Regions from separate parts of the Homo sapiens genome. Here region 2 is linked to region 1. A link is an interaction called in ENCODE POLR2A ChIA-PET data of the cell type or tissue named here. Cell type or tissue: GM12878. All regions are shown on one strand.

Region 1 (2,500 bases):
CAGTGATTTGTTTTGCAGCATCACTGTAGCAAAAGTTTACTGACACATCTTCTCATCTGAACAGCCATTTCTTTACCTATTTCCCCCACAGAAAGTACTGGTGGAGCAGAAGAAGCCCAACGTCAGAACAAAGCCAGCTTCCCCCTCCTCCTTCCCACCGTGGGCACAGACCCCATGTCCTGGATTGATGGCTGGGATGATGGGCTGTAACAATGAATGCCAGCATATCAAAAAATGTCAGATTCTTCAGTGGGTTCCTGTCTAGGGAGCAGACAACACCAACCACTCTGCCACAGTGACCAGTGAGGATCCAGAAGTCCCCTCATCCTGCCGACAGTGCCACAAAGCTTATGAACAAGGGTTTCCATCTATCACCAGCTGCACACTGAGAGGTCAAACTGCATAGGAGTAGAGGCATGAAGAGGAAACCTGAAAGATGAAAAGAAACTTTTAGCTCAACCTAGATAATTACATTGGAACTAAGTTTACAAGATTGGGCTAAAATTGAATTCCCACTCTGGGGTCCAGTGGTGGAAATTTGAGAGAAATATTCCACCAGTTAATAAAAAAAGTTGTTACATTTTTTATTATCTCTGAGTGTATTGTGAGTGAATTTTGCAAATCTGATATGAATTTTTGTAAAATGAATACACAGATGAATAAATGAATGAATGAATGCGAAACTCCTCATCATCCTGCCATGTACTCTTCCCACCACCCGCTGGCATTTCTAGCCAGTGAAGGCATCAATCCAGAAACAACTCATTCCTCATCTTGAAATGCCTTCCAACTTCTAGGAGCAAGCAGCAACTTCTAGGTCTAGCTCCCTCCTTCAGAAATGCCTAAACATTCGCCTACATTCCCTGGTCCCTTGGCTCAGGAATTTTGTAGGTGGTCTCAAAGCCTTGGATAAATTTACATGAAACAGGCTGGCATCCTCTATGTTAGAGGAGTTTGGATCTTTCAGTAGACTCTAGCCTTAAACCTGTACCAAAAATCTTTTGAGATTATAATGAGGCAATGTTTTCCCCAAGAGGAGAAAAGGTCAGATTCCCACATCTGGAGTTTGACCTTTGTGCATGTTGTCATTTCACCCACCACAGGAAACCTTTCTAGGCTGGGCTAAAATGTGTAACTTCTCAACAGTGTGGCTGGTAGCAATCCCACCCAGCTGTGTGGAATGGGAAGTGAAAGGGCAATTAATATTCTGTTAAAACTTCAGGGGGCTGCACTGAAGCTGGCCAGATAGCAAGGCTGACTCATCACGTTAAAACCCAATGCAGTATTGTCTGCTCACTTCTGCTGACTCACTTGTCAGCCCTAAGCTATGTGTACCCAGGCAGAGCTGCCAGGTCTCACATCCGCCTTTCCAGAGTGTTACCCTTCTGCACCAGCCATGACCATTCACTCTCTGGAGAAGCATTTATGATCAGCCATGGATGATTTTAAATGTGTGAAGAACTGTTTCATGGAGGGAGATTATCAGCCTCTTTCTTACATTGTTTTACATGAAAACAACATGAACAGCAACACAACTGACACTGGAGAAGAACCATAGTTCTTCCAAGCTGGAATGGAGCCTTAGAGATCAAGCTAGATCTTATGAGATCTAGTGGGAAGGAGGCTAGCACGTTGAATAAGAGCTTTGAGTCAGGCGACCTGAATTTATGTAGCCTTGGACACAGGTAGTCGAATTATAAGTAGTAGGCTAATACAGCTGTTAAGCAACTTTAAGCAAATTGCTCAGACTCTCTGAGCTTTGGTTTCCTTATCTGTAAAATTAGAAATAATTATAGCACCCACCTCATGGGGCTATTGTGAAGAAAGGATGAAAAGAGATCAAGTATAAAAGGAATCGAGTGCTGGGCACAAAGTGCTCCATATATTGTAGCTATTAGTAAGGCTGATGAGGCAATTCATGGAAACCTCTTTCCTGGAAACAGGATAGAACCTACATGTGTTTGGCATTAGATTAGTAAAGGGTAAAAGAATATCACTGCAAGCTGGGTATTGATGGGGGTGGGGAGGACAGAGAAGGAGGAAGAATTGCCCAGGGAATGCTGGACCTTCAGTATTTTGAAGGGCCCTGCTTTGGGGCCCAGGTGGGGAAGTATCCACCTTTCCATCCTGGTTTTAGGTCTGCTGAAGATAGTTATTCTTTTTTTTTTTTTTTTTTAAAAAGACCCTTCTGATTATAAGTCTTTGTTTGAAGACATTGCTCAGATTTCCCTTTAAGGGCCTCATTTAAATGTACACACAAGGCAGCACAGTCCAGTTTTTTAAAAAAAGCCTGGCTAGTAATGACATACAGAAACTGATACTTACATGATACTGTTAAGTGCACTCTTTTTAAACCACTAATTCTTATTTCACAGAAAGTGGTCCTTATGTCAACGTCCTTAAGAGGTCCAACAGCTTGTATAACCAGCAGACCTCATGGTTAGTTAGCAGCTTTCAGGACTTGAATTCCCAGTGATAAACAAAAGAATTCCGAAGGCCA
Region 2 (2,500 bases), 310 kb before region 1:
TACTAACCCTGACCTCACAGAGCTTCTGGCCTAGTTGGGCAGACAGGAAAACAACGGAAATTCACTACTGTTTGTGCCTGACAGTGGTAAATGCGGAGTTCTACAGGAATACAAAAGGTGGATAAGAGTCAGAGGAGGCTGGTAAGACTGAGCTGAGTCCTGAAGAACAAAGAGGAGGTAGCCAGAAAAAGGGGCATGTTTGGGGCAGAGCACCGTACTTACCAACATATGTGTAACACAGCATATTACTCTGGGTAGCATCTTCATACACATCCATTCTCACCTTATAGCCAATTGCCAAGGTTTACTGATTCATAATGTTATGACTCTCTGAAGTCCCCATATGCCCTGTGGGTTTGCCCTTCAACTACTTGTACCTAGAAAGCTTTAAACACCTATTCTCCAAACTATGATCTCTTCCCACTTCCAATTATTAAAACAACAAATTAACTACACCCCATGAGGCAACCTCATCAAAATACTATATGCAGATCTCTCCCTCCATTCCACATTACAAATAGGTCTAAGTCCAAAGTGTCCAGCCAAAAATGAAGTTTTCTGACTTCTCACAGCTTTACTCAGGCATCTGTTCTAGCAAGCCCCAAAACCCAGAGCTTGCATTGGTTGGGCCAGGCTTCTTCCCTGAACACTCTGCTTACTTTCAGTTCTCATTCTCTGCTAATGCTGCTCCTGTTGCTCCTTGCTCCCTATCCTAATCCCACCACTTTTCTGGGGCTCAGCTCAAAGCCACTGACCACTCCAACTCCAAACACTTATATTCTGTACTGCTCAGTTCAACTTTCTTCCTCTTTTAGAACTTTTTCACCTTGCTTTTCAATGCACTGTTACCTTAATAGTATCACTGAAAAAAATTCCTCATGACACTTGTTAGAAATGGTAAAGCAGATTTTACTCAAGGGGGACCATGGTGGTAGGTACAGGGAACACTGCAATGGGATCTTGCAGAGGGGGATGGAGATTGAACCCAACTCAGATTCCAAAAGAGGTGGAGATTTATAACCAAGGAGGAGGGTGGGGCCGGTGGATAGGAGACTGACTACTAAACAGAAATATCAAGGATAAGGGGTTTATGGCTAATTTGATAGGATTATTCTTGAAGACAGGCCAGGATAAGATAGGACAGAGTGGTCAGATACCCAGGTGAAGAATTTTCCCTAAACTGATTTTAACAGGATTTTTGCTTCAACTGGATTCAACAATAATACAAAGAGAAGCCCAAGGTAGTGCCCATTCACGCGGAGGACCGGAGGAGCGTGACTAAAGTTTTGGTCAAAGGAGTCTTTGTCAGTATTCAATCAACTACTGCCTTGCATCATGACTTAAATGTTTCATGTGTGTGTCTCTAAAGATTACAGTAATTTCTGGAGAACAGATTCTCTCAAGTCAAATATGAAATAAACATAACATAGGGCCAGGTGCAGTGGCTCATGCCTGTAATCTCAGCACTTTGGGAGGCCGAGGCAGGCATATTATCTGCATGCAATAGATAGAGAGGAGCCACTATGTGAAGCCTGGAGTTCGAGACAAGCCTGGCCAACATGGGAAAACCCCGTCTCTACTGAAAAAAAAAAAAAAAACACAAAAATTAGCCAGGCGTGGTGATGCATGCCTGTAGTCCCAGCTACTCAGGAGGCTGAGGCAGGAAAATCACTTGAACCCAGGAGGTGGAGGTTGCAGTGAGCTGAGCGTGTGCCACTGCACTCCAGCCTGGGTGACAAGAGTAAACTCTGTTTCAAAAAAAAAGACATAACAGAGAAGGGGGACCATGATGGTAGGTATAGGGAACACTGCAATGGGACCTTGCAGTACGGGACAGAGATTGAATCCAACTCAGACTGGTCAGAAACAAGGCCTCTCAGCGTGGCTACAATAGATGCCCTCAGAACTCTGGATCCAGTCGACACGGCTCACCCTGACATTCTGTTTACATTTCCTCAAAACTGATGCAAAGTTATCCAGCTTATCGGAGCCTGGAGTGTCCACTTGCCACGAGAAACATAATAGCTACAGAGACAAAAGAGCTAGTTAGTGGGCATTTGGGAGTTTGCCCAAAAAGAGGAAGACTACCTAGGAAGTTAAATTAAAAACAGAACACTGCCTGGAAAGGCCACTGGCCAAAGACCCTGGCTGGACCAGTTACTTAACAATCCTCTGGTGTCTCTACTCCACTCACTGCACGAAGAGATGCACCAAGACAACTGAGCATCTGTGGCAGCTGCCGGAGAACCATCTCCTCAGGAAATGCAAACACAGGCTTTACCCACTGGCCCAAACCCCTATTTAGATTATATGCAGATTACTCTCTCCTTGGATCCCTTCTGTCATGTGGGTTAAAATGCAGTACATTAGCTAACATAATAATTTGAGGAAAATTTTATCAAGGTAGACGTCAGAGATACGGTGAACAAGATATGGAATGTCTGCACTGCAGGAGCACACAGTCTACCTGGAGGAAACATCAAATAACTAGACAAGTGGC

Evidence for each region. Peaks named below come from ENCODE experiments on the same cell type or tissue, not always from the same donor. Only the 100,000 strongest peaks of a DNase experiment are listed, where the experiment ranks them.
Region 2: POLR2A ChIA-PET joins it to region 1 with 10 read pairs; 9 of 35 experiments call an interaction of 5 or more read pairs at or near these places.

The regions. Positions count from the first base shown.
Region 1 is chr4:128,516,685-128,519,184 of GRCh38, reverse strand. LINC02615 (long intergenic non-protein coding RNA 2615) reads right to left here. Exons shown (of 9, transcript NR_125882.1): 9 at 1-429. Among named protein-coding and RNA genes, the nearest start is that of LINC03140, 53 kb to the left of the region's middle. RefSeq lists enhancers at 966-1,015, 558-1,319, 1,234-1,378, a cis regulatory region at 1,301-1,311 and a silencer at 2,288-2,367. In GM12878, no CTCF peak of the experiment used is centred here; DNase peaks (open chromatin) are centred at 1,224 and 2,284; H3K27ac peaks cover 1,556 bases.
Region 2 is chr4:128,825,631-128,828,130 of GRCh38, reverse strand. All of the region lies in intron 1 of JADE1 (jade family PHD finger 1), which reads right to left. Among named protein-coding and RNA genes, the nearest start is that of JADE1, 17 kb to the right of the region's middle. RefSeq lists an enhancer at 1,835-1,884. In GM12878, no CTCF peak of the experiment used is centred here; no DNase peak of the experiment used is centred here; H3K4me3 peaks cover 1,985 bases; H3K27ac peaks cover 2,443 bases.